Linked DNA regions of Homo sapiens: region 2 is linked to region 1. The links are chromatin loops, found by intact Hi-C in ENCODE. Cell type or tissue: chondrocyte. All regions are shown on one strand. Each heading gives the region's core, and the rest is flanking DNA. Links, peaks and the distances in the headings are about the cores only.

Evidence for each region. A loop is a pair of places that touch in the nucleus more often than their neighbours do. Peaks named below come from ENCODE experiments on the same cell type or tissue, not always from the same donor. Only the 100,000 strongest peaks of a DNase experiment are listed, where the experiment ranks them.
Region 2: a loop joins it to region 1, with 2.0 times the contacts of the local background. A loop is called at or near these places in 3 of 110 quality-filtered maps.

What each region holds. Positions count from the first base shown.
Region 1 is chr3:26,619,274-26,634,575 of GRCh38, reverse strand. It overlaps LRRC3B (leucine rich repeat containing 3B), which reads right to left and starts at 11,804. Exons shown (of 2, transcript NM_052953.4): 1 at 11,339-11,804. LRRC3B-AS1 (LRRC3B antisense RNA 1) reads left to right here and starts at 11,813. Exons shown (of 4, transcript NR_183726.1): 1 at 11,813-11,975; 2 at 13,604-13,643; 3 at 14,728-14,874; 4 at 15,070-15,302. RefSeq lists enhancers at 9,393-10,362, 11,955-12,470. In chondrocyte, for the core only: no CTCF peak of the experiment used is centred there; DNase peaks (open chromatin) are centred at 9,243, 10,615, 11,355, 11,894 and 1 weaker place.
Region 2 is chr3:26,718,046-26,733,347 of GRCh38, reverse strand. No RefSeq gene overlaps it. Among named protein-coding and RNA genes, the nearest start is that of LRRC3B, 100 kb to the right of the region's middle. In chondrocyte, for the core only: no CTCF peak of the experiment used is centred there; no DNase peak of the experiment used is centred there.

The sequences.
Region 1 (15,302 bases), core at 6,382-14,381:
GAGGTGAATTGAACCTTTTCCCTGTCACCCTGAATCCATGCAGAATCAATAAATAACTCTTAGCTGGATCTTTGACACACAGACATTCAAAATGGAATGTCAAGCTCCTTGTGATGTTTTTAACAGAATAAAGGGGAAAACTACACCTACGTTTTTCTTCCCCCATCTATTGTTAAAATTAACAAGGCAGGTGAGGACATTCAGGTATCTTTGGGTGACTTAAACCATGCGTAGGGCGGTACTGAGTGTATGGCTCTGCCACAGCATGCTAGGACCCAGGAAGAATTCTAACACTTGTCTGATTCTTTGCAAGGGTTTTCATCTCCATCATCCAAAAAGCTCCTCACAGCAAGGCATGAAAGACAAGAAATATAGCCATCTGGCAGAAAACCAAGGCTCAGAGAGCTGAAGAAACTCTCACCTGTGGTCAACAGCTAATGGCAGAATCATATTCAAAATAAGAAATTTCAATTGCAGAGCTTATCATCTTTAACCAAGCTTGGCAACCCAGGGCTCCACTTTGCTGTGGAAAGCTGAATATAGCCTGCATATGTGTTTTATTTTGTTTTGTTTTATTTTGTTTTTAATTTAATTAGTTCTACCATGTTTTAATTGAATTAGTTCTACAAAACATTAGGAGCTTACACATAAAAATATGGATTTCTGACACTTTTTGGAAAACCCAAAGTTCCCTATATTGGTGCAGGCAACAGGAAAATTTTAAAAAAAGGACTAAAAGGAAACTGCAGCTCACTCCCTGGAAGATCTTGCCATAACCCAGAGCTGATCAAAGATGTCCTCTGTCTGTGACCTCATGCTCAGCTGCATAAAACCCTAACAAGTCATTATTCTGTTCCCTTTTCCTGTGTCTGTGCTTTCCCTCCTCCTGGGATATTCCTATCTGTCTTATCAATTTTGTGGGTATATGTAATCATCTTCCAGGATTCGGTTCAAATGTCCCTGGTTCCATGAAAAATTGACCATGAAGTCAATTCTGATACCCCTGGAATAACCAGGCTTTGTTCAGGGTTCTTGAACATTTTCTTATGCTTGTTTTACAAACCTGTTTTCATATGTGCATATTCAGTGCTGAGTACACTGTAAGCAATCAATAATATTTTGTTCTATACTAATAATAATAACTTAAGTAGTACTTCTCATGTGCCAGATACTGTTAAAAAGCACCTTGTTCATGTTAATTCATTTAAGCCTCACAACTACCTATTATTATACCCATTTCACATAGAGAAAACTGAGGCATACTAAAGGTTAGAAAAATTTCCCACAGTCACTCACTCAGCTATTAAATGGCCGACTAATTAGAACTTAGTCGGGCTACCTTTGGATGAATGGGTGGATGGGTAGGTGGATGAATAATTAGATGGAAGAAAGGGAGAGAGAGAGAAGAAGAGAAAGGAAGAAGAGAGGGGAGGACAGATAAACTGTCAGCAATAGGGAATGGCAGTGGAGGCAGATGTGAAAGAGCGCTTTCTGTTGCAGGAACATCAAGTCTTTTGGTGGGGCAGGGGCAGTGGTATATGCTTGTAAACTCTACAACCAGCTTTCTAGGGGAAAATGCTTGCTTTGTAGTATAAATAGTGGTGTAAATCCTCCTACCATGGCTGATTTCATGATGCCAACACAATATCTGATCACAGAGTTGGAGAGAAAAAATGTGGACAATCGTCAGCACAGGCCAGTTCGAACACACCAGAGCACAGGGTATGCCAAGGAAAATGGCAGGTAAAGCGACAGGTAACAGCCAGGTGACAAAGGACTGTGGAGGCCAAAGCAACTCCATCTTGGATGCTAATCCACCATGTTGACTTCTGATTAACTTCAGTTCCTGGAAGGCCTCTAAGATTTCCCACTTATCTAATGTTCCTTGTGTAAGAACAGGTACTTACTTACTATAAATCCTGCCCTTAGGTCAAACAAACTTGATGTTACCCTACTTCAATAGTTCTACAAATCCTTTCTGAATCACCCCTTTCCTACCATATATAAACCCTGGGTCTAGGGGGTAACGGCTCGGGGATCCACCATCTTGTCTCGCCATCGCCCGAGATACAGATATGGCTTCTGTTCAGAAGTCCCAATTATAGGTTTCTTTCTGATAAACTAGATTTGTCAGCCTCTTTCTTCAGCCTCTCAGCTTCCTTGAACTTTGAGATAGGTTTGCATAGACCTGCCCATTGCTAAACAAGGATCTATTAAGCCATACTAAGGATGTAATCCTCTTATATGCAAGCAGGAGTGATTTAAAGGTTTTTAGCAGAGAGTAATATGATCATATGGTTATAAAGAGTTGGACACAAGATGGGCACATAGTCAAAATCTTAGGAACCTTCTTCATCTTCCAACATCTTGCCCGCATGGCAATTATTGCTGCAAGAAAAGTTATTAATTGTTTCACCCCTTTGTACCTTGTCCCTTTACCAGTCAGCTATTGCTCTTTTTGTGTCACTCCCCCTCATCCTTTTATTGTAGGCTCCCAGAAGTGCTCCAGATGTAACAGACCCTCAGGACTGCAGAGTGTCCATCTATCATTGTTGGATCTGTAACATATAAGGGCTGGAAGCCCTAAGCAAAGAAATGAGTCTGAGTCAACTTAAACAGAGAAGACATCATATGGAGTAAAAATAAAACAATGTCAGACACATCCTTGACATTATAAACCCATATAACTGAAAGGGATTTTAGAAACCATTTAACTCCTAATTTCCCTCTTACGGGGGAAGTAGAGCCCAGAACATTTGATGTAACCAGCCCAGTGCCACAGAGATGGTTAGAGTCAAAGCTGGAACTAGAACTAGGTTGCCTGGTTCCCAAATAGTCTATGTGCACAAAAAGAGGGCATTTTCTGAGATGTTGCCACCCCTACAAGGTCAAAGCCTTTCTTAGAAGAGTTTTCTTCTTCTACTAAGCAGGTTCTATTTCATCAAATAGAACAAACAAAAACATGCTAATTTCCAAGACAGGGACATTCTGTTATCTTCTCCCAACACTGGATAACATGAGCCATCTGTTTAGGAAACACTCCATGACCACAGTTCCCTCTTTATCACTTAGGGCCTTATTATCTACTTTAAAAATTCTTCAGATCCTGACCTTTTCCCATGGTTCTCCATCTACCTGCCTGTGCCAAAGCCATTTCCTGATAACTGGGAAGTGGGAAGGGAAACGAAGTGAATCTTTAAAAACTATTTTGGCAAGTCTACTTAAGAGAAATTGTTGGAGGGGAAGTTGAAACTTTTGGCTGAAATGCAATGTAGTCTGATAATTCACCCTCATTTCAGGTGATATTGGCCAAGGCTACAGTGAACCTAGCCAAGGGGGCCACTGGGAGCTAAAACACAAGCGAATGTTCATCGGGCCAGGATCCAGGAGGCTATTGCTTCTCCAAGGAGGCACATTTTTCATTTCTCACAAAGGCATCCCATATCTTGGTTGTGGCCCTGATAAAGGATCCTTTTCCAGCTGAAGGTCTTCTCTACTTTCCAATACCAGTATCCACAGTCTTGATCCCTAAGAACAGAGCAGAAAAAGCCAATTCCCTGAGCCAGAGAAGTGAAAACTGGTCTGGGGAGGAAGATCCCAAAGTGCTAACACAGCTAGAAGATCCCAGAGAGCTAAAGCAGCTGTATTACCATTTGCCCGGGCCTGTCCTGATTTATACCTACTGTCTTGGAAAAACAACTGAGAGCCCTTTCATTCTCCAAAGTGTCCCAGTGGGAAATGATAAATTTTATGGTTACCATTGTCTGCAGTTCTTGGGGTTAGAGACCTCCAAGGCATCTACCAATAGAATTCAAGGCATCCACCAATAGAATTCAAGGCATCCATGAACTTGCATGGAAAAAAAAGTCGCAACTTTGTTTGTGAAGCTTAAATGGCAATGTACCATCTCATTCCCATTTGAACACAGGCCATAAACCTCAATAGTAGCCATACTAGTGATTATGTCACCAATATAAATATTTTCATATCACAATACAGCTGCCACAGTTATCTCATAGTAGCATTTATGCCCATTCCTACTTCGAAACAATAGTAGCCACTAGTCCCACTACAAGATCTTGTTATAGAGGCATTATTATGTAAGAGGCACATATATTAGTAACAGTGGTTTCTTTTATAAGTCGATAAACAGATATTTCAATAAAATTGGTTTGTGCTATAATCTTATGTATTATATTTTATGCATTTAAACACCATTCCAGGGCCCGCAGGCTTTGTCAGACTGTCAAAGGGCACTATGGAGTAAATCAGAGTAGAAGACCTTGGCCTGGAGATTGATAAAGCCACATTAATGTGGCACTCTGATATGTGAGAAAGAGACCTTGCCCTCTGGCTGGGGAGCTAGGCTGCCTTTGAACTGATCTATGCTATGAGGTATTATTTAGTACATTCCTCTTCCTTATAAGCCCTCTTCTTTCAGTCTTTATTACTCCCATTCTCTTTTTTTTGTCTTCTCTTATTCTTATGGGATTTTTTTTTCCCCTTATCCTTTGGTTTAGGTTTACTATCAGATATCTCTTAGTCTTACTGTGCTAAGTATTGGGTTCTCTTCCTTTGGATAGATTTTTTTTTTTTTTTTTTTTGCCATGCTTCTCTTACACCTCTTTCTCTCCTGCCCCCACCTTTCCCACCTTTCTCTGCTGTTGTCTGCTGCCAATTGCTTGGCCCTCCTGACTTGGCTGGCCACACACCATACCCCTTTCACAGGTTTTGTAGCAGAAACATTGGGTATCAACAGTCCACAGTACATCTTCCCTTTGGGAATCATTTTCAGTTTACTAACAGACACTGTTTCTGAGCCACAGTTAAAATAACAAACTAGCCACCCCAATAAAAAACCACACAACACATAGCAGCAGGAAAATAAAAACTTTGAAACCCTAAGCTTAAATATAATTGTGGAAAGGGTGAAAAGTATTCCACTTAATAATCCCTGATGGCCAGACATCTAGAGAAGATCAGCAGCCTGGACCAGGACTCTTCTCAGTGTATAAATTCCCAGTGCAGCATAGGGAAAGCATACTGCTTAGTCACCGCTAACAGGGGGAGCCCTCTGTAGCAGGCCTATACAATGATTATTTCTCCAAATCAGAGCTCAGGTTAGAAGACTCAGGGGAAAGCCATGAGACCTCATGACCTTTGTGCTTTAGCTTTAGAGAACTATGCACTGTGCCTTCAGCACTGTCCTCGCCAGAGGACGTATTTGTCCTGAAATATTATAGCAGTCTCTCCCAGTAAGTTACTGAATACTTCTTCTATCAATGACCTAAAATTGGAAGGAAGAAGGGAAGAAAGGAAGAAAGGAAGGAAGGGAGGAAGAGTGGGAGGGAGTGAGGGAGGGAAGGAAGGAAGGACGCAGGGAGGGAGGGGGAGGGGTAGAGGAGGAAAAGAGAATAAAAGGAAACTAATCTGTATTTGAAAACATACTTACCACTTTGTCAAATATTACTCCATGGTTGAGAATAGCTTCACATTTTTAAATAATATTTGTTTCCATTTTATTTCTAATAAAAGGCACCTAAAGCATTTTTTAAACTGTCTGAAAAGGTAGTGACATTTGCACTGGACAAGTATTAACATAAAAGGTAGCTTAGAGAGCTTAGGATCAAATGAAACTGTAAATTTCATAACCTTTCCTAATCTGTTCATTTATCCTCCTAAAGAATAAAATCTGTTTTTATTTGTGGAGGATTTTTTTTTTTTTTTTTTAGTATTTACTCATTTATCTATTTTGAAAGAACTAAATGGCCCTTACTATTAACTTACCACCTGTGGTGGAGAAATAGTATGTTCAAGCCTATCAGCTTTTGAGAAGATTCCAGATTTCATTCTCATATGAAATGGCCATTTCATATGTCATTATCATGTTGAGATGTATTAATTCACTAAGTTTTTATAAAGTATATGTAGATATATACTAACATCTCAGAGCTTCCATCATGGCTCCAAACCATTTATCAAATAAAGTTCATCAAAGTCACAATCTTCAGATAATAAAATGAATACAAAATTTATTAATCTTATGGATTATTCAAATCTAAATATAGATTAAGATATTTTATATTTTTTTAAATAAAATCAATAAGGGTAAAGCTTCTCAGGTCCTACTCTGAGCTTTTTTTTTTTTTTTTCCAGTATCTTCTTCAAACTCTTTCTACAGAACCTTATTATTTAGCTTCTCTTGCTATTAAAATTAATCAAGATCAGATATTCCGAATCTTGATTATTTTTTTTCAAATATCTTACCCAAGACTTTTAACTCATACTATGTATTGTATAAACATATCTATTCATTGTGTTCTGAATAAAAGTTTTTATTTTTCCATATCCTTTGTCTTAGAGCATATTGCTTAATAATAATTGTTATTCTAAATGTCAATGAACTCATATTTATATGATTTAAGATAAAGGTACACCCCAAAGAATCTCCCCAGCAGACGTGTCATGTGGGACTTTTGATATTGCACCACCTAGCAGCCACAGTAAAATAAGTAGAGGGGATTGGACCACATAAGTAAGATGAGGATAGAGCTCCCCTGAATAAACTGGGAATTGGAAACCAGAATGTCTGCCCAGGTTCCAAAGGATTCCCCTTCCTGTGGTTCCTAGGACATAGACCATTTCTTTTGGATATTGTCACACTTAACTTCAGTGTTATGTCTCTTTTCTTTAACACTGCTGCAACTCAACTAAGCCGGTATCCCCACCTCCAGAAGGTCACCCTTCTGGATGATCTGGTTTTGAATGGCTCTTCCTGAAGAGTGGGGCAGCTGTGCAAGTTTTTCCTACTTGCATAAAAACAAAATTGACTTCTAATGAATTCTCCGGAAAATGAATGCTTCTCCTTGAGATAACTGGGGTCTTGGGGATTCAGAACAGTCAACCTGACACAAAACGCAGACTGAGGTCGAGGGTAGGAAAAAAAGGAAGAGGAGGAGCAGCTCTTAGTGCACGTTGGCTCTCTGTGGGCATTTTGGTCACACTTGGGTGCCTCAGCAGCCAAGCCTCACCTCCATCTTCCTCCACCTCATCCCTCCTCTGACAATATTGTTGCCTCACTCTCTTCTTTTCTTCCTCCACTATAGGATGGCCTAGGTCCTCACTATAGGATGGCCTAGGTCCTAGTGTGCCACAGCATTAGAGATGGAAATCCTATTCCAGGTGACCTAAAAGGCACCAGGTTTCCACTATCTGTCTATGACTCTTGCCCCGCTGATCTGATTCTGAAAAACAGGATTCTTCTATCCCTCCTCCCTGTTTACCCTGGCTGACTTTTTGTTGGTTTGTCTCCAAGGGGAGGACATCCTGGTACTACAGCTACAGAGAAAAGACATGAGGTGTTCTTGGAAACTAGAACTTTGTCCCACAAAAACGCTTAAAGGTATATGAAATCCTCAAGTGACTGCAGAAAGTCCCCTTTGTTGAAGGGGCCAGGTAGGCGAGGAAGTGGCAAATATTATCGGAAGTGACAAAGAACTATTTTTCCTCTTTCTGAGCCCCAAGTACAGAAATATATTGTTTTGCCTCAGCTTTACATCAGCATAAACTTTAATGAAAAGTCAAGAATCCAGGAGAAATCCAAGAATTTATGCCACTGTATTCAAAAGAATGTTTCCTGTGATAGGAAAAATTCCCTGTTATTTTCACAAATACCTGGGAGTGCAGAAGGATGAAGCAACTCAATCTAACAGAAGACTGCTAAAATCATTAGAAATCATTTAATCTTATTTAGAATCATCCAGAGGTTTGCATAGTTAATTTTTGTTGATTTGAAGGCTTACAAATATTCTGCAATGTTTTATTTTTGCAAAAAGAGTCACATTTGTGGTAGCTTATTCATTATATATGATATAGAGTTTTTCTGGTTATGCTGATTGAGAAGCATTTATACGAAAATAAGCAAAACAGTCTTTTTAAAAATAAAAAGCCTTTTCCTAATTAATTTTAAGATGTTAAAAAAACAGCAGGAGTGAGCATAATTTATTTATGTATAATGGTACCATATTTGAGCAAGGGTCAAAAGGCAGTGGTTCCAGCATTAGTTATGCTACAAATGCACCAAATGGCCTTGAGCTCAGCATTGAATCTCCTCCCTGAGTCTGGATTGGGTGGGATAATATCTGAGATCCCTCTTAGCTCTAACTAATTATGTGACTCAATTCAGAGAGAGGCTTTCATTTGCAGAATACAACTGCTACATAAAACTGCCTCTAGTTTTTGACTACAGAGCAAATCTCTGTTCATATTTGGATCCCTCCTTCCATTTACCTTCCTATTTAAAAAGGGAATGTCTACAAAAGGTTCAGAAGAGAAGTCCATTACCAGTAGCCAGTTCTCCAAATCGATTTCCTCTACTAGTATTCCACTATACCAAGGTGTACCCCAACAAACTTTGAGACAGGCGATATGTAACATCAGTCTCCCTAATACTCTAGTCACAGGGGCTCACAGGCCAGGACTGGCACTTATAGTACGCCGCTGCAGTTTGGAGTAAAGGGTGAGGGGCCTCACTCATGCTTCCTTCCAGACAAATGGTTTTTAGTACCAAATAGGGCTGGGAGTATGGGACACACTCAGTGTTCTCTGATCACCAGACCACTCAGCCCCACCATTTCCTGGCTGAATGTCAATAAGCAAATAACTTGAATTCTTCAATACTGGGTTTCTCCATCTATAACATGAGATAAATAACTCTACCCATTTTTCAGGGTTGTTGTGAGGGTTAAATCTAACACAAACACACACAACATCAAAGATAGTGTCTGGCACATAGTAAGAACTCCACAACTGCTAGCTAGCACTGATTGTTACATTACTATTTGTCTCCCCAGAACAGTTCAGCAACCTGAAATAAATCCACCTTGGTGTGGATTTGGAGTCTTTCCTCAAGTTGCCAAGGAACATGGTCTAATTTGTTTCTACATGCAAAAAGAAGTGGCCAGAGCGCAAATTCAGGCGATAGATAAGCACCCAGAAAGAAATGAGCCTTGGGGGGGTCAGAGCTAAATCTCGTGGAGTGCGAGTTTCAAGTCTAGGATCCTACCTCAGGTATCCAGGTACTTCTGAAGAAGCCCGGCTCTCTCACCAGGCCTGGTCTGTGAGGGTGTGGCCTTTGTGCTCAGGAGCTGCACCAGGAGCCTGCGCACAGGGAATCCCCGTTCTGCTCCTTGGGGCTCTGGAGTTTGCCACCGCTAGGCAGGGAGCTAGCTGCTCCAGGGGTGCCCCAGAATGGGAGGGACTGACCTCGGGATTTCTCCCGGGAGCCCTGGCGAGTCGACGTTTCCTCCGATGTGGCCAAGGCGAGGGACCCAGAAAAAGGAACTGCTCTGAATTTTGCTTTTTCCCAACTGGTACAAGGCAGCAGGAGTCCTCTGTAGGGCACCCGCGGAGAAAGTAAGAAAAGCCTGCACGTGGAAGGTCTGAACAGGGAGGACCTAAAGGTTGTACAGGGTTCCAAACCCACCCAACCTCCAAATGTTTCCCTATAGGGCTACTAGGAACCAGGGATCCACTCTCAGCCAAAGGCACCTCTGGGAGAGGAGCATGCACCTCCTCAGGGAGAGAAGGGTTAAGTGAGGTGCTTACTGGCCTTGGCAGTCACTGTGCCCCCACCAGGAAATAGGGGGCTTGATGGATAAAAGGGAGGGGAGGCTGCCTCTTCGAAACAGCCGACTAAGCCCCCTCCCGCAAACGGTCTTGCACTCCAGATTGCTGGGGTGCAAAGGAGAAAAGAGCCTCCCCCTCCTGCATTCGCCAGAGCATCTGGAGCCACAAGAAGAATCTACCTGGGAGCTGCAAGGTGGGCAGATCCACCTCTGTCTGGGCTCCCAGGTCTAAGAGCTGGGTCTCCCCTCACCCGAGGCCCACACCTCCTAGCTCTGCGTTTCCCTGCACGCCCTCCAGCTCTGCGCTCCCCAGCCTCCCGGGCGCAGCACAGGGCTCCCCCCACTCCCTCGCTCCGCCCAGGTGCGATTTGTGGAGGGGCGGGGGAAAGTGGCTCCCACCGCAGCCTCCGCTCCTGCGCTCTCCTCCAACCACTTTGGACCCCTGTTTACTCGCCGCGCGCTGGGGACTCCCCTCTACCCCGCACACACGTCTCCCCCTGGGAGGCAGGAGTCCCCTTCCTACACTGCGGCTGTGGAAACATCCTTGACTCCTGAGTGCCTGGCAGGGAAGGTGGGCGTGGGTCTACCGACCTGGCTGCAGAGGTGAAGGAGCGTAGAAGCAAGCGGGTGCCAGAGAAGAGAGCAGACTATGGTCCTCTTAGAGCTTGGAGAAGCATCCCTAGTCCACGATCTGACCATTCAGTCACCACCCAAGATGCCAACGCATTCAGATTCTCGCGGGGAGGTTTGTTTGCTTCTGGGGAGGAAGATCGCCCCATCCCAGGCACTCAGCAGCCTGCCTTCCCAAGTACCCAAGGGCCCGGCATTCCGGGGCTCCATTCCTTGTCTCCACGCGCCCCCAGGTACCCAGCCCCTCCCCCATCTGTATTTACATACCCAGGCCAGCGCCCTCCGGACTCAAATCCCTTTTCCTCTTCGTCAGATGGCCTCTCAGGGCTGGCCGCTCGCCCACATTAGCAGTACCTTTTCATTTCCCTCAACCGTGGGCAGATCTACCCGACCCTCAGCTTCCTCCTCCACCGCACGAGCAGCCTTTCCCTCCCTGAGCCACTTACTTCACCCACCCATATCTGCACTTGCAGTTCCCACGGCGCACAGCCGCAAGCCACTCCAAAGGTTTCATTGCCGAGTTGGGGGTGGCGTGTGCAAGGATGGACTGACTCCCATCGCGCTGGACGAAGCTTCAGGGGTGGCCGCAGCCATCCTCCATGTCCCACCTCTCTTATTTCACCTTCTCTGTCCCTACCCAGCTCCTAGAGGCAGGACGAGCACTGCTGGGTCCCAAACCCTCGCCTCAGGAGCCAGAGCTGCGGGGAGTGAAAAGTCGACTGGCAAGAACACACAGAGAGAAATGGGCAGATGCATATGGCAAGAGGGGCTGGGGGAAGGGCAAGAACTAAACCTGCAAGTTGCACAGCACGGGGTGAGCACCGCGCAGGGAAGGGGTCACAAAAGTTTGCAGACTATTGTATAGCAGCCGGCTGAACAGGAGCGAAGAGGGTCGACTCTCTCTCTCCAGGAGGAGGTCTCTCCCAGGGTCTGCGCAAAAGGGATCAGGGAGGCTTAGACAGGCACGGCTTAGAACTGGTGTAATAGTTCTCCTCTACTTGTTCCTTGGAGGGACGGCCTAGGTACCCGGGCAGAGGGATGATCCCGCGCTCTGCGAAAAGCAACAGGCGGCTGCACCTTACCTTGCGCCAGTCCCGGGCCGGGGTGGCTGCTCCATCCTCGTGGCTCAGGGAGGAGGCGTTGGGTGCGTATGCTTAGGGGTGTGCCCGCTGCCAGGGCTGCAGCGGCCGCCACCTCCAACCAGCTGCAAGCCGAGCTGCCCACCTGGGACCGGGCCGGCCCGGCGGGCTTGGCTCCCGGCGAAGGCGGCGGCGTTGGTGCGCGGCGGCTGGGGCGCGGGACGCAGGCAGTGCGTGGCGCGGCTGGCGTCTTCGGGCGCCGCCACCGAGCGAGGGTGCGGCCCCGGGCGGCCGTGCGGGGCACGACTTGGCTCGCGTTGCTGCGGCGGCCGCTGCAGACCCTGCTCCAGGCGCCGTAGCCTTGCAGGAAGAGCAGACAAAGACAGGAGAGAGGCAAAGCGCCGCTTGCCCAGAGATGCAGTCGGCTCAGTCAATAGAGGGAAATCGCCTCCAAACCCAGGCTGGGAATGAGGGAGGAGGGGCGAGGCGGCTGGGGACTAGAAAAAGCAGCAGGGAATTAACGTGACAGTCAGAGCCCAGCCAGTGCCTCGCCGGCGCTGCTCTCTCGCCTCGCGGTTGCGGGGTCCGGAATGGAGAGAGGAGGCGGGGGCTGAGCGTTGGCTGCCGGAGACCAGCTGAGGTAGGAGTATTAACTCCCTCTGCTGCTCTCGCCTGCCTTCCTCGCACCCCCTTACACAGCTCTACTTGCAGCAGGCTATGGCCCCATTCTTTCTCCTATTTTTCTAACTACTGAGATCAGAGCTGAATTAAGCTGGTGAAAGGAGCAAAACGTGCAAGGGATTGATTGCCCTCCTTGGGGGAAAAGCGGAGGCTTAAAATCAATTCGACAAATGAGTGTTTACTGGGTGCTGAGTACTGTGCTCCGCTATTGTGAGGGAGGGTTATGAATAAGGTACCCCCCTCCCGCCCCAGGGTCCGTTGTCTGATCTCAGAATCAGTTTCCCCTGCAGTTCTGGAAGCCCAAAGTTTCGGGGTTGAGTTGTGGTCCCTGATCCCGATCCTCAACCAATCTAGCTTTCTAAATCAGAAGAAGGTGGAATTCAATTTTCCTTTCTCCTTCCTGGGATGACTTTAACCTGCAGCCGAAATGGAGTCTATAGGCCCCTTAAAAAAGCGCGCGCACGCCAGTGTGTGTGTGTGCGAGCGCGCTCGCGTGCGCGCGTGTGTTTTAAGAGTAAGTCAAATTAATGGTTTTAGTGATGTTCTTATTTCATGATTTTAATTATTTACCATATCTGCAGTAGACACCAGTTTGGGGCAGAGGAACCCGCCTCTCCAGACTCTACAAATACCACCTTTTTTTCTAAAGCTTTTTTCCGCTACCCCAGTCCTCTGACTCGAGGCAGAAATCTTTCCCCTCTCTTTGCCCTCTCAGAATTTTATTTGCCAATCACTTGCGGAACTTATATATTTATAGATTTATCTCTTCACTCACATATGAGTATTCCCTGTGCTTTTTGTTTGTTTGTTCTCACTGCAACATCCAGCAGTGTTTTGTATCTAATGGGTACTCAAGGAAAGCTTATCCAGTTGAAGGTCATTTTCTCCTTCTGTATGAGCTAAATCTCAGTGTCTCTAGAATTAAAGAGACTCCAGGGATGGAACTTTTGATTTAGGGTGTGGTGGAGGGAACCACACATACAGTTAGACTCACAGCCCCTTTACTGGAAAGGTAATAAAGTATTTAATTCATTTTGGTCTCTAGACAATCAACCTTCTCCCACTGACCACCCACCTCTGTTTCCTGAATTCCCAAAAGCAAAAGAAAACCAAACTGCTAAGCAACTGCCTAGAGCAAGACATGTATGTTCAGCTGCCAACACCTAGAGCAAACCCATTCCAAGTGGAGAATGACCAAAAAATCTTGATTATTTCTTGACCTGTGTCAAGTATGTTGAAAGCCTGCCAAAGTTTCCTCATTTCTATTGAAGCACTCTTATTCTGGATGCATTTTAGAACAGTTTGAACAGTGTTACATTGCTCAGAGGTGAAGAAAATTGCTTTGTAGTTTAAGGATATTTAAGATTTGTTTGTTTGTTTGTTTGTTTTCTGTCCCACCTTCTACAAATTGCACGATAGATACCTCAGATCAGGAATGCTGCATGAAAAAGTATGTCCATAATGCAGGAGATTAGACTAAATGACTCTTAAGATATCTTCTGTCTCTTAGACGTTATGATACTGTGATTTAAAAGATTGCGGTTTAAAGTTTTTTTTTTTTTTAATTTTTGTTTTTGTTTTTTAAAGGAGATTTTAGAACACAAACATAGATACATGTGGATAGCAGGTATGTAATTTGGTGTCGTTTTTCTGAAGGGAAATTTGGCATGCTATTGAAAGCATAACATTTTTGCATTTCATTTTTCCAGTGACTCTAATTCTTCAAATTCATCCTCAGGAAATAACTAAGGTTGAGCAACAAGATTTATCTACCTGGATATTCATTGTAGTGTTGTTTATATTAGTGAAAAATTGAAAAGAAACAAAACTAAACTCAAATGTCTACCAAGAGAGGAATGGTAAAATATTTTGTAAATCTATACAATGGAATATCAGTCAGACACTAAAATGTTGTAGGTGAATATTATCATGATTTATGGTTGTAATATAATTTTAGTCAAAAATTTCAGATGCACAAAGTGAGAAGTAGAATAGTAAAAAATAAAATCTGGAGTTGACAAATCTGGGTTTGAAACCAGGCATTTCTACTTGCTGACTATGTGATTATGGACCTGAACCTCCAATACATCGACTGTATAATTGGGTTGATGTTATTTACATTGTAGTATTGTTGCGATTAAGTGAAATAGCATTTATGAAGCCCTTAGCATGGTGCCTAATGCATAGTAAAATCTCAATATATTAAATAGATTTATTTGGCAAACAAATGTATAAACATGAGTTTAAGGTATGATATATTTTCTGGTAAAAATATATACATATATAGACTCATTTCTACAGTAAGATATACTTCAATATTACCAGTGGCTATCTCTGTTGGCACTGGGATTTGGGGTGTCTTAAAAAAATTCTGTAGTAATCATAAAGTAAAATTATATAGTAAATAACAGCGGAATTTGTTTTTAATTTAATTGTCTTTTAATTAAAATACGACTAACTATGGACATAGGAAACCTCTAGATTTGGAAGTTTTCTGTTTTTGTTGATTCATCAACAAGTCATCAACATTACTTGTTGACTGTTGGTGTCACCCATGCTATAAAAAGGATAAATGACAGGGCATGGAGTTTGTCACCTCTGATATAAACTTAGATTTGTTTTGTAGCAACCAGAAGTCAAGTCCAGCTCAGCAAAATATGCTGTTTAATATAAAGAGCTGATTCGTTGCTACCCTTGCCTTCTCTTGACAGCCAATACAGAGAGAGGGAGAGAGAAAAAGGAGGGATCAGAAGCTATATTTGTAACTTTTGATTAGTGAACTACAGAAGGAAGCCTAACACTGCAGGACCATGACCTTCACATCTACTTTAGTGGCCCCTCTGGGTCAGAGATGGATGGTTTGTACAAGTTTTCTATGTATATTAAAAATGTTATAGAAATACAGGGGGGAATATGATTTATGGTGTTTTCAGTTTAACTTTCTTTAGAAATAGGGGCACGCGATTTAAAAATCAATATGTTCCAGAACACTTTTCATGTAAAGGAAATTCTTTGAATTTTAAATTGTATTCTCTCTCTGACACTCTTTACAGAAATGGAAATGCATTTCTCTGAGCCCAGGAATTGAGTTTCTGAAATCTGAATCACTGGGGTGCCTGAAACTCTGCTGTCTAATGGATGAATGGGTCGAAAATGTGAAGATATGATTACCATGAATCCTTTGTACAAGGTGATCCAGTTAACTACTAATAACAAACCATCCTTAAACTTCTTGGCTTAAGATAACAGCCATCATTTATTTAGCCTGAATCTAAAATTTGGACAA
Region 2 (15,302 bases), core at 4,075-12,074, 100 kb before region 1:
TGTGCCAACAAAGATAAATATAACATAGTTCTTGACTTTAATATTAAACAGCTATTTGATGGAGACAGAAAAGCACAGGATGATACTCACTATACAGTGTGGTATGTGCTTGTATACAATTAATGAACCACATTTAGAATAACCTAGTTTACATATTCAATTGACCAGAATAATTTCTTCTGAGATCATTTGTATAAAATGAAGATTGGCTGTATCTTGACCTGAAGCTGAGCTATAGCTCTTGGCGAAGTTGATTACAAATGCTAAATTTCATCATGATAGTTGTTCCTGGGCCTAACCACTTATTTTCCTGAGTGTATGGCCTCCAACTGAATTATAACGTTTCCAATCTTTGGACACTAGGCGGTTCTCCTGGAAGAGTGCTGTGGAATTCCAGAAACCTCTGAAATAAAAGAAGCAATCTGTCCTTGAGAAAGCATTATTTCGACAGAGTTTTCAAAATTGCTGTGCTTTTTTTTTTCTTTAGAAGGGAAATAGACCAATCTTTGTCCTCCTCCAATTTTTAAAGTGATAAAAGTCACCTATAAGGAGAACTGTCAACTTGAACATTACAGATAAAAATAGGAAACTTCCTCCAAGTTATGAGTTTCCATTCTTCCCTTCATCTCCAGCTCCAAAGAAACTGAGAAGTCTTGAAGCATCCTATAAACCAAATGCGACATTCCATTGAAAACGAGATAGGATTTCATGAAAAGAATCTGTCTCTGAAAAATCAGGAAAGATGTATTTCTCTAGAATATATTCTAAGGTGGCTTTGTACTTGGCAGCAAAAGGGGAGAAGGAAGAAAGGGTTGAAAGGGAGAGGAAAGAATGACAATTGAAAATAGAAAAGGATAACTATAAGCATAAATAAAGGAAGTAATAGGCTAAAGTATGCAATTTCAGGAATAATTTTGCAAATTGTAGAAACATGTTATTATTGTGACACCTGCAATTCCTTGATCTTATTTTTTAATGTAGTAAAACTTTAGAAAGGATTAAAAAGACTAAATAATGCAGAGTGTTAGGCATCTCATTGGAAAGGCCTGCTTTTTAAGAATAAGAGAGCGAAATATTATGTGGCAGAGAGAAGCTTTTATGAAAGGTTCCATTTGTGTTGATTGAGGCTTTTCAAATCTGTCCCTAACAAAAGGATTTGTATTTGGATTATCCAGATTAATTTGCTGAGCCGAGGACTAGTTTCTTCTTTTCCTTTCTGTTTTTTTTTTGTTTGTTTCTTTGTGTGTTTTTTTCAATTAAACCTAATGCTTAAACCCAAAGCCTAGATATCCAAGTAAAATTTGCTGACTGCTGATTTAAGGAGAAGGCTTCAATGGCTGGGACTCAAAATTGGACTCTACTAAGAATGGTGGGATGAGTGAGAGGTTTGTTATTAATTCTAGTGAGGATGGGACTGTTTCTGGAATTGTTTCACAATGGTTTCAAGGAATATAACTTTTAAAGAAATGATTCTTAGTGTCTCTAGAGACCCACATGCAATAATAATAAGAAATAAATTGGAATAGAGCTTCAGTGGGAAACTGAAAACCAGATTTACCTGTATGGAATGAGTACAGTATGAAAATGATGGAAATGATGTCAATGTTTTAAATTATTTCTTTTTTGGGTAAATAAAGATGTCATTTATAAGACAAGGCATTTCTTTTTTTTATTATTGCTATACTTTAAGTTTTAGGGTACATGTGCACAATGTGCAGGTTAGTTACATATGTATACATGTGCCATGCTGGTGCGCTGCACCCGCTAACTCATCATCTAGCATTAGGTATATCTCCCAATGCTATCCCTCCCCACTCCCCCCACCCCACAACAGTACCCAGAGTGTGATGTTCCCCTTCCTGTGTCCATGTGTTCTCATTGTTCAATTCCCACATATGAGTGAGAATATGTGGTGTTTGGTTTTTTGTTCTTGCGATAGTTTACTGAGAATGATGATTTCCAATTTCATCCATGTCCCTACAAAGGACATGAACTCATCCTTTTTTATGGCTGCATAGTATTCCATGGTGTATATGTGCCCCATTTTCTTAATCCAGTCTATCATTGTTGGACATTTGGGTTGGTTCCAAGTCTTTGCTATTGTGAATAGTGCCGCAATAAACATACGTGTGCATGTGTCTTTATAGCAGCATGATTTATAGTCCTTTGGGTATATACCCAGTAATGGGATGGCTGGGTCAAATGGTATTTCTAGTTCAAGATCCCTGAGGAATAGCCACACTGACTTCCACAATGGTTGAACTAGTTTACAGTCCCACCAACAGTGTAAAAGTGTTCCTATTTCTCCACATCCTCTCCAGCACCTGTTGTTTCCTGACTTTTTAATGATTGCCATTCTAACTGGTGTGAGATGGTATCTCATTGTGGTTTTGATTTGCATTTCTCTGATGGCCAGTGATGGTGAGCATTTTTTCATGTGTTTTTTGGCTGCATAAATGTCTTCTTTTGAGAAGTGTCTGTTCATGTCCTTTGCCCACTTTTTGATGGGGTTGTTTGTTTTTTTCTTGTAAATTTGTTTGAGCTCAATGTAGATTCTGGATATTAGCCCTTTGTCAGATGAGTAGGTTGAGAAAATTTTCTCCCATTTTGTAGGTTGCCTGTTCACTCTGATGGTAGTTTCTTTTGCTGTGCAGAAGCTCTTTAGTTTAATTAGATCCCATTTGTCAATTTTGGCTTTTGTGCCATTGCTTTTGGTGTTTTAGACATGAAGTCCTTGCCCATGCCTATGTCCTGAATGGTAATGCCTAGGTTTTCTTCTAGGGTTTTTATGGTTTTAGGTCTAACATTTAAGTCTTTAATCCATCTTGAATTGATTTTTGTATAAGGTGTAAGGAAGGGATCCAGTTTCAGCTTTCTACATATGGCTATCCAGTTTTCCCAGCACCATTTATTAAATAGGGAATCCTTTCCCCATTGCTTGTTTTTCTCAGGTTTGTCAAAGATCAGATAGTTGTAGGTATGCGGCGTTATTTCTGAGGGCTCTGTTCTGTTCCATTGATCTATATCTCTGTTTTGGTACCAGTACCATGCTGTTTTGGTTACTGTAGCCTTGTAGTATAGTTTGAAGTCAGGTAGTGTGATGCCTCCAGCTTTGTTCTTTTGGCTTAGGATTGACTTGGTGATGCGGGCTCTTTTTTGGTTCCATAAGAACTTTAAAGTAGTTTTTTCCAATTATGTGAAGAAAGTCATACTCCAAGACACATAATTGTCAGATTCACCAAAGTTGAAATGAAGGAAAAAATGGTAAGGGCAGCCAGAGACAAAGGTCGGGTTACCCTCAAAGGGAAGCCCATCAGACTAACAGCAGATCTTTCGGCAGAAACTCTACAAGCCAGAAGAGAGTGGGGGCCAATATTCAACATTCTCAAAGAAAAGAATTTTCAACCCAGAATTTCATATCCAGCCAAACTAAGCTTCATAAGTGAAGGAGAAATAAAATATTTTACAGACAAGCAAATGCTGAGAGATTTTGTCACCCCTAGGTCTGCCCTAAAAGAGCTCCTGAAGGAAGCGCTAAACATGGAAAGGAACAACCAGTACCAGCCACTGCAAAATCATGCCAAAATGTAAAGAACATTGAGACTAGGAAGAAACTGCATCAACTAACGAGCAAAATAACCAGCTAACATCATAATGACAGGATCAAATTCACACATAACAATATTAACTTTAAATGTAAATGGACTAAATGCTCCAATTAAAAGACACAGACTGGCAAATTGGATAAAGAGTCAAGACCCATCAGTGTGCTGTATTCAGGAAACCCATTGCACATGCAGAGACACACATAGGCTCAAAATAAAAGGATGGAGGAAGATCTACCAAGCAAATGGAAAACAAAAAAAGGCAGGGGATGCAATCCTAGTCTCTGATAAAACAGACTTTAAACCAACAAAGATCAAAAGAGACAAAGAAGGCCATTACATAATGGTAAAGGGATCAATTCAACAAGAAGAGCTAACTATCCTACATATATATGCACCCAATACAGGAGCACCCAGATTCATAAAGCAACTCCTGAGTGACCTACAAAGAGACTTAGACTCCCACACATTAATAATGGGAGACTTTAACACCCCACTGTCAACATTAGACAGAACAACGTGACAGAAAGTCAACAAGGATACCCAGGAATTGAACTCAGCTCTGCACGAAGCAGACCTAATAGACATCTACAGAACTCTCCATCCCAAATCAACAGAATATACATTTTTTTCAGCCCCACAGCACACCTATTCCAAAATTGACCACATAGTTGGAAGTAAAGCTCTCCTCAGCAAATGTAAAAGAACAGAAATTATAACAAACTATCTCTCAGACCACAGTGCAATCAAACTAGAACTCAGGATTAAGAATCTCACTCAAAACCGCTCAACTACATGGAAACTGAACAACCTGCTCCTGAATGACTACTGGGTACATAACGAAATGAAGGCAGAAATAAAGATGTTCTTTGAAACCAATGAGAACAAAGACACAACATACCAGAATATCTGGGACACATTCAAAGCAGTGTGTAGAGGGAAATTTATAGCACTAAATTCCCACAAGAGAAAGCAGGAAAGATCCAAAATTGACACCCTAACATCACAATTAAAAGAACTAGAAAAGCAAGAGCAAACACATTCAAAAGCTAGCAGAAGGCAAGAAATAACTAAAATCAGAGCAGAACTGAAGGAAATAGAGATGCAAAAAACCCTTCAAAAAATTAATGAATCCAGGAGCTGGTTTTTTGAAAGGATCAACAAAATTGATAAACCGCTAGCAAGACTAATAAAGAAAAAAAGAGAGAAGAATCAAATAGACGCAATAAAAAATGATAAAGGGGATATCACCACCGATCCCACAGAAATACAAACTACCCTCAGAGAATACTACAAACACCTCTACGCAAATAAACTAGAAAATCTAGAAGAAATGGATAAATTCCTTGACACATACACCCTCCCAGGACTAAACCAGGAAGAAGTTGAATCTCTGAATAGACCAATAACAGGTTCTGAAATTGTGGCAATAATCAATAGCTTACCAACCAAAAAGAGTCCAGGACCAGATGGATTCACAGCCGAATTCTACCAGAGGTACAAGGAGGAACTGGTACCATTCCTTCTGAAACTATTCCAATCAATAGAAAAAGACAAGGTATTTCTGAAATATGAGAAAACTTGATTCTTTCTGCTCACCAGGTCAGCACCAATTGTTGTCCCCTGCAGAACATGCTGGGTGGGGGAATTTTATCCCTAGACATATGGTTGAAATTCATTAGGGGTATGATTAACTAAAGGAAGAATTGTCCCAGCTGGACACAATCTATGTTCTCACCATTCAGCTAGAGGAAAAGCAGGAAAGGCCATTTCACCTAAGTCACCTACTCATCGATATATGGCCCACCTGGAAATCCCAAGGACTGGGATTAAGGCAGTGCCTCTGATTTCTCAGAACCAATAGATCTCTTTAATTACACACCTGATACTATATAAAGATGCCTCTGGAACCTGAAACTTTACTACAGTCTGATCCAAAGTTATTTACCCAAATTCACCTCCCTGTACACTCACCTTCCACTCTACTGACCCTATGGAGACTGATCATATTTCTAAGGCTTAATTTTGCCTCTTGTATCTGATTTTTCAGGTCTCATTTTTTATTTCAACTTTAAAAAATGAAATCTTACCCTGTTGCCCAGGCTGGAGTGCAGTGACACAATTCTGGCTCACTGTATCCTCTGCCTCCCTGGTTCAAGCAATTTTCATGCCTCAGCCTCCTGAGTAGCTGGGATTACAGGTGCCCACCACCATGCCTGGCTAATTTTTGTATTTTTAGTAGAGACGGGGTTTCACTGTGTTGGCTAGGCTGTTCTCGAATTCCTGACCTCAAGTGATCCTCCCACCTGGTCCTCCCAAAGTGCTGGGATTACAGACATGAGCCACCGTGCACAGCCTCCCATCGCTTTCTGACATAAAAATGGACCAGTGTCATGGTTCACAATCTTCTTGCACATTGAAGTCACTTGAGGAACCTAAATTAACTTGAGTCCCACCCTTCAAAATGCTGAGTTAATTGGTCCAAGGTGTGGCATGGGCACTGGGACTTTTAAAGTTCCCCAAGGTGATTCTAATGCGTGGTCAAGATTGAGACCCACTGGACTAAATTCTAAAGGCCACAGAATTCACACCATTTTTGCCCTAGCCTTTTCTCCCTTACTCTTACTCCCTCTTCTCCATCTCCATTTCCTGCTAAATTTCCTTGGGTAATGACCTACATGAGAAACTGCTGTGGAGGCTTTGACTCCATTTGGAGTGAACTGAACATCTGTATTTTGGGCCTCCACCTGATGGCTGGTACAGTTTTGTGGACCTTCTGCTCAGGGTGCCTGATGCAAGGCATTGACTGCTTGGGCAAGGTTTTCTACTCGATATTTGACTTGTTGGCCATCCCACAGATCGGGCCCAAACTGATTTTCTTGATTTATTTTTTCATGTTGAAATAGTTCTGTAACTGGAAAACATAACTGAAGCATAGCAACCAAAGAAGGAACTGCCCTGCACTACTAGTTTTTCTCTGCTCACAGGTTTGCTCTCTGAGGAAAAGTTGGCAGGTTGGAGGGAATCATTCTGTGCTTCCCACTGTGTGTCTGGCCTCAGAGAGAAGCTCCTTCCTGACCGGTGGTTTGTTGTGAGGGTGCTACCTCTGCTTACTGATAATCAGGAATAAAGGAAATCCACTTCTATATTAAGTGGAATTCAAAGAAGAATTTCAATGTCCTTACCTAAAGGGGTTTGAGAGATTACTCCAAAGGAGTAGAGAGCTGAGGAGGGGAATAGGGTGTTTGGCACCAGGTCCTATACCCAGTTTTAGGTAACGCCCATGAAACAAGTAATACTCTGGAAGGCGTCCTTCCTAGAAGGAGCTTTCACCAGGACATTCTGTTGCTTGTTTCCCATCCTACTTCTGAAACTTTTTCCCCTTTAGTTCTTTTTTACTCAGGTCCCCACTGTTCACTTTTTTTAATTTGGGGAACCACCAGATTTACCAAGAATATGATCAACTCTTAGTCTCTTATTTTCCCCTTTTTATGCCCTATAAATTTGATACTCGTGGGCATCAGTTGGCAACGTTTTTATCCTTTGCTTTGTTGATATTGCTCTGATCTCAGTGTCCAAAAGCTTGGACATTGTGTGGGGGATGAGCTTGGTTCCCATTCACTCAGAAAGGGGAAGAATGAGAGAGGGGTTCTATTCCAAGCAGTAAATTGTTCCCTTTAGGGATATTTAAATTCAAACACATCACAATACCATAAGGTTTAATTTCTTTCCTAAGTCTCAAGTCTGAAAGTCTTGAGAAACAACTATTCCTCATGTTAATTTAATTTTGGTTTTCTTTCATAAACTAATAGCATGGCCTTACAATGACTACAAAAGCATTCACCCCTTTCCCCGAGTTAATTCAAAAAGCATTTGTATTACCATGACAGAGACTCTCTAAGCCCAAATCACAAATTCCTAATCCCTGGAAGAGACTAATCAATACAACACAATGTTAGTTATCTCAAGTTTCTAACTAAAGGAAAGCATTGTATCCTTCAGAATTTTTGGTGAGGGTGAGCTATTGAGGTAAATTAATCAGACATAAAGATAATATTTTTCATTTGGTTTAAAAATGAAGTCTCTATTTCAAAATAGTAACTAAGGAACAGTGCATGTGTTTGTGTGTGTGTGCATGAATGCACATGTGTGTATGTTAAAAAATGATACCTAGAAGCTATTTACCTCAGTCATAAAACACTTCTAAATTATCAGTGAATGTTCTGTATCTCTCCTGTTCACAATGGAGTTGGAATGCTGTCTCCAAACACAATTTATTTTATCCTGAAGGTTAGGAACTTCTTTTAGCTTACTAACGTGATTTTCGTCCATTAATCCAGGCTCTTAAACCTATATTTCAATTTCTAGTTCTAATATTTTGACATAGAACCACACCTTAACAGTAGGAATGAATTTGACTTCATGTCTTCCTAACAGCATGAATACCATTTTTCTATTTCTATAGTGAGGATTTTTTTTTTTTATTTGAAAGGTATCATTATTTTCCTTTAGTGATCATATTTTATGCCACATTTCAACTCTATGCCTCAGATATTTGTCGCTTCAACATTGCTTTGTCAAGTCTTTTTTATACCATGACTCTCTTTTTATTCTGCAAATAATGAACAAGAGCATCAAGGGAAAACTGACACTTTTCATGAGTTTATTTCTGAGATGGGAATTCATTTACATTGTATCTACTGTATTTTAGTGTCACACTGGGTACACTGCATTTCATAGATCGGAAATTCAAACATTGATAATGTTGTTCAAAAGGTAACTGGGACAAAATTGCTATCTTTTATTATGAGAAATCCTTTGATTTAATTTGCATACTTTCAGTACGATGCATAAAAGACAATTTATTTGAAAGGCTCACAGGCATTTCTTGCAGGACAACATGTGCCTATTTATCTACATGTTTCTTTCCTTCTTGAAATAAGGGGCAAGAAACATGTAGAGTATTCTTAAATGCGAAAGCACAGGTATTTGCTCACCCTGTTCTCACACCTGGCTGACCAAATTTCTTCTCTTTTCAGACTCAATTATTACCTTCTTCAAGGAGTCACCAACAATTCTCCTTGTGCACACTGAGTTTCCCCTTCCTTCATATAGTTCTGGGGTTTTGTCTTCTCAAAAATACTGCAGTTTCCTTAATTTTAGGGACCATATTTTATAATTCTTATACTTTTATTGTATTAAGTGTACAGTAAATTCATTTCACTTTCGCATTCATTCAAATAATATTTCATTAAACACAAGTTTGTTGAAAGTCCTTTAAATGTGAGGCATCATACTAAGTACTGTGAAGGCTACAGTGAACAATACACCCCTGCTTCTTATTTAGTGTAATGACTGAAGATTCATGAAGAAGTGTTCCTCAGGAAGCAGCAGGAACCAACAACTGAGGATATACTATCTCCGTCTCTAGCTTTCTAAGAACCCTCAGAGGTCCTTTTTGAGCTCAAGCTTCCCCTCATCTACTTTTGGGTTTATATCTGGGCTCACAGGCCAAGAAGCTTCCAGGAAGTTTCCAGGAATACACTGTCAATAACACTGACATGTCCCTGAGGTGATCGCATAAGATCACGGTGGCATAAGAGATCCTAGAGATGTTGAGATAGTGATAGTGACTATGGAACTGGACTTTCATTTCTGTTTTCTTTATATTGTGGGCCACAGTGATCAGGAATCACATAGGCCAAACGCCCCTTTTTGCTGCAGTTATGGCTCTCACTCCTCTTCCCTATCCCTAGCTCCAAATGTCAGCTTCTGGACAGTACAGAAGCTGGCAACCCCTCTGCTTTGGAGAGAAGCAACTGTAAAGGTGTTTCTGGGCGGCTGGAAAGCAATATTAGGGTTTATTTTCCTTGAAAATTATAACATCAATTACCATTCATTATTTTTAATGTGGTGCTTATTTCTTTTGATCATACCCTGTTCAACACATTGTTAAGAGACGGGTTCTTGCCCAAGAGTTATAGGGATGACTAAACATACAACACCTTATACATACTGGGCAGATGACATTGATAGCCATTTATTAGTCACATATACTCACATCCCCAGGGAGAAGAATACCACACACCATATAAGGTTACACAGGGGCTGTATTCAGGAACAGCACAAACAACTAATGGCTATGGTTGGCACGCTTTATAGTACCAAGAAGGTGAGTTCTCCTTACTATGTACTTTCTATATATTATCTCATTTAACCTTCTTAATAACTCTACTAGAGAGTTATTTTTATCTCTTATTTTACAGTTGAAGAAACTAAAGTTCATAGAATTTAAACCACCCCATGTAATTTTCTAATAAATGGAAAATCCAAGATTCAAACCTGGATCTCTATCTCTCTATAGTTGTGACATGTATAGTGACACAGATTGTAAAGCATTCCTTGTGAATCATACCAGGCCATGCTTCCAACTCACAATGCATGTTGACACTAGAATGTAGATGAGAAAGTGAGGTGTAGATTTGTGATGCTCCTGATGCCTACTCTTCTCAATGAACTGCAGCTCAACTGATGGAAAACCCTTGGGTACAGTGAGTACCTTGGTTCTTATGCAAAGTGCTAATATCTCACAAAACCTTAACAGCTTCTATTTCCCATGGATTATGTTTCCCTTAAGATTTTTGAAGTTATCATGCCAATCTCAGGGAGACATTTTAGATTAAAATGGGACATGTGACTTGGAATGGTTCAATTAAAGTCATCTATGGCTATTTTCAGAAGCGAGCTAAATATTAACTGATACTAATGCCTACCATTATTCATCTTTTATGTCAGAATCAGACTGAATACACAAGGGCATTTGCTATTGATGAATGGTTTTCCCAAAGAATTTTACAAAAGAAGAGCATAGGTTGTTTCTATACATATCACACAGATGGTGTATTTTCTCTTAAAATAAAGTGGTTGTCCCCTCCAGGCTCCGAATGCAGTGGCACTGATCAATTTCTCCACTGTTGATGGAGAGGAGCATTCACTTACAGCAGCAGACAGAAAATTTTAGATCACTCTTTTTCTCATCCCTTTATTTTAGGTATATCTTATGGGTTTTAGCAGTTAGCTATTGCTGCCATAATACTGCATAAGAAACAACCTAAATGTCTCAGTGGCTTAAAAGAGGGAACAGTTATTTCTCTTGATTGTTGTTCTGCAAGTCAGCAAGGATGACTCTGCTTCAAGCTGCTAGGTGGTCCACTTCAGGGGACTCAAGGAGTCAGTTTCATGAGTCTGCCAGCCTTGTTAGATCAGTGGCTACCTGGTATATGTTCTTCTAATAATGAATAGCAGAAGTGTAGGAGGGTATGTGGAAACATTTGACACCCTGGCTCTGAAAGGACACACTGCTACTTTTGACCAGTGGGAGGTACTGCAAATCCCTTGGCACTGGGTAAGAAGTGATAGGGCTATGATCTAATCTGCCACAGGGCACCCAACGTACTGGTACAGGGACATTTGTTTTCCTGCTTTTGGCTCTTTAAATTTTGCCTCCTGATTCCTCTTTCTATATATCTAAATCTATATTGATATCTATGTCTATATATAAAATCACAGCAAATAGCTATATGAAGAGCCACGTTAGAGTATATTTAATTTAGGCAAAGCTAAACCCTCAAAAAAGATTAAAATTACACCAAGATTACTTCACCCCCAAAGCTGATATTTTTCTTATGTTTTATATTTTTCTTTCAGGATGAATAAAAAAGTTGTGTTTTGGAGATATCTCCACTGTTTAGGAAGAACCAGAAACTAAATTTATTGCATACAGAAAAGTCTGTATGTTATAGCTAAATCACCCAATTTTCCATAGAGAAGAGAAATGTACGCATTCATGAATTGGATTAAAGCATGTGCCCAGAATGTGATGCATTTTAATTTATTGTCTTAAGTAAGATCTTTTTATCTTAAAATGGTTAGTAGATTCTTGTTACTGGCAGTGTACTGTAATATAGGTGAGAATCGAACGTGAATGTAGTTATTAATATTAAATTGTCAAGTCTATTACTTATGATGAACAAGAGTTTTTATCACATCATGGTAGATGGTTAAAACATACAAATAATTACCTTTAACAAATCTAATGTTCCTTAATTTGTAAAATGCTCAGCTACTTTTCTGCATGAGCAGAAGAGTAGGTAAATTCAGGACAGGAAGTAGGTAAATTCAGGACTGCCAGTACAGACTTGGAAATAGATTATATGATGCTGATACATCACACTCATCAGCACTGAGTGTCAGAAGACTGAGGTTATGGTCCCCATTCTACCTTACTAACTTTGAAAGGCTGGTAAGACACTAAAAGTTTGGGGGCATGGAAGATTATAATGGTACATAGTGTAAGTTCTCAAGCTTAATTAACCCAAGTGTTAATTATCATGATGATGAAAAACATGTAGACGTGTATTATCCTGGCATGGGGCAGCGTTGCACAGCTGTGGTTTGGTGATGTGACCTATAGAGTCAGAATGCTTGAACTGCAATCCCCTGCTCTACCACTTGAAGAAGGTGTGACCACAGATGAGTTTATTACCCTCTCTGAATTTCATTTCTTTCATCTGTAAAATATGAATTGTAATGTATCTACTTCAGAGTGTTGCTGTGAAGAGTAATCAAAGAAGGCATGAAAAATGCTTAGCATGATACCTGGCACATAGTAAATCCTTAATAACTGTTGTTAGCTAAAAGTTATCATTTTCATTATTTTAAAGTGTGCTGAATTTATGCAACACTAAAGGGTCCCAGAGGGCATTTTATTACATTGAGTCTTAAAAACAATGTACTTCATTTCATTTTGAAAACCAGGCATTAATCCTTTATGCCATTTTTTGTTGGTCTTTTAGACTCCATGGGATGGTATCCGAGTGGCTTGGAAAATAATATTTAGTTGTGTTCACCCACCTTTAAAAGACATCTCTTTTGGTGAATTCCAGGTACAGCATGCCACACCCTAATCTCCTGAATAAAAAGCTCAGACATTACCTAGGTTTTTCAAGAAACAGGTCCACACATGTGTGGAGATGTAGAAGGTGCTAGAAGGGCAGAGGTTCCAGCTGATTACAACTCTCAGGTCAAAAATTACACAAGAAATGTAATAAATGACATTAACAGGAGCTCAGTCATTTTCTTGCAAGGTGATAAGTGGTTATAGTTTTTGATATAAAGCCTTCATTAAAGGATGTCTTCAAATAAAATTAACTCCATTCTTTTCTGACAACCAATATAAAAGATTTGAGACCATTTATTCTGTGATACAGTTTAAATCAAACCTATTTTTGGCTAGATCAGGTTCAACTTGACAGTGAAACTATGTTGCTGGCTAGAATAATTAAGCTGGTTTTACAAAGCCTCTGACTCCATGTATTTTAATCATGAGCTTCATAATCATTAAATTTAAGGGCCAGAGCACAATAACTACAAAAATGATGATAATGATAGACAGACAGATAGGGAGATAGATAGATAGATAGCATCTAACATATGCCTGATTGCATCTCCCAAGCATCTCTCAAATTCACCTACTTTCTGTCTCCACTGCCACAACTCTGGTCTATGCCTCTAGCTTTTGTTCACCTGGAATTAGTGCAATAAATACCCGGGCTACTTATATCTAATTTTCCCCCCACTCTTGACAATTCATTCTGAATGCTGCTGCCAGTTAGCTTTCAGAAATACAAAGTTGATCACACACTCCCATCTCAGCTTGAAGCTCTTCAAAGGATTGCAGTGGGGTGGAGTGGCGGGTTAGAAGGATGTTGTTTCCAGGAATTCAAGATAAGAGAGGTAGGAACCTAGTGGGTTATGAGTATGTAGACGAGAGATTATTCCAGAAAACTGGACAAGGTTGATCTGGAAGGGCCATATCAGCATGAAGGGGTCTGGCCTGAACATTATTGAGAGGGGCATAGGGAGTTATTAAATGTATCTCAACAATGTGCATAATATGTCGCTTTTATATGAAATTTTAGAAACGTATGTGCAGGGAGAGAGAAGAGGTCTAAAAGAAAGCACAGAATAGGAAAGAATACTTATTTCTTAGTGGCTTTGGAATAATTTATAATTTCTCCTAGTGTCTTTTAATATTGCTCTCATTTTCTACATGATTTTATACCCTCCAATTTTTAAACGTTGAAGTTATTTTTGTTCTGTAAGCAAACTAAAACAAAAGCAAAAGTCCTGAGCTCTTTTTTTTTTTTTTTTTTACCACTCCACAAGGCAAATTAAAATACTGAGTTAATTGGGCCCCTCTGCTCTTGTCTCTTATTGTAGCTAAATCTCTGGCCCAATGAACTGTTTTCTAATAGGCTTCCCACTGTCTCTGGTTTCCAAATTTCTTGCCTGAAGAAGTCTTTTTGAGTCTCTTACTGGCGGAACCATAGCCCCTGCTAGCTGAGCCGAGCCAGCTGTGAGTATCATTGACCGAATGGTAAGCCGATTGTAATTACAGTGTTTTTGTTACTCTTTGAGAGGAAAGGGACAAGAGCCATCATTTACAATCCTGGTCAGAGTTTTCAGATCTCCCAACCTCAGAAGTGATCATTGGAGTTGTAAACAGAGCCAATCTACTGTGAAAATTGCTGGAAGGGAATTAATAAAGCCTTCTCATTTTTTTCCCTGTTTTTAAGGAAAACTATTTTAATGGGTATTTGGGATTTTTATCTCTGAGGAAAATTCCTAATGAAGCTGGGCCAGGGGGTAGAATAAGAATTCAAATATAATTAAATGCAGATAATTATATAATTCTCCCAATTAAGATATTTCATGATATATGGCTATTTCCCCTTTAAAATAGTTATCTGGAAATAGAGGCAGCATGATCTAATCATGTATTCATTTTTTCTCATTTGTTCTCATGTATCTACACATAAGTTCTCATTTCTCAGAGGTACGACACATGCTTCTCAGCACAGGGCATTTCCAAAAGACAGAGGTAGATCTGTTTCAAAGGCAAAGTTGCCCCTGAAAACTAAGGGCAACACAGAAAGATACACATATAGCACTCAAAATGGGATGGTATTAATTGATCATTTGCACTTCCTACAATTTTCCCATATTGCCTACTAAGAAAACCTTCCAAAAGTCCTTGGAGAAAAAGGGTTAATACAGTGTAGTAGTTTGCTGGAATGTCATAACTAAATAATAGCACAGACTGCGTGGATTAAATACCAGAAATTGATTTTCTCAGCTCTTTTGAAGCTAGAAGTTCAAGATCAAAGTGCTGGCATGTTTGCTTTCTTCTGAGGCCTCTCTCCTTGGCTTGCAGATGGCTGACTTCTCACTGAGCCTTTGAACACTTACATCCTTGGTGGCTCTCTGTGTGTCCTATTCACCTTTCTTAAGATATCAGTCAGATTGGATTAGGGCCCACTCTAATAGCTTCACTTTTGACTTATCTCTTTAAAGGCACTGTTTCAAAATACAGTCACATTCTGAGGCACTAGGGCTTAGGGCTTCAACATATTACTTTTTGTCATAATTCAGCCCGTCATATATAGCATCAGTTGGAAAGCACAAATTGACAAAATGAAACAATAAAGCAACTAAGATATTATTCGCTCTCTTATAACAATAGCAACAGTGATAAGATAATCTTCCAAATCTGAGTAAACAGATAAATATGGGCCTTTTTCACTCCAAAGAAAACCAAGAAGCTGCTCAAGCCAGATCATTACTCTTCTTCTTGCA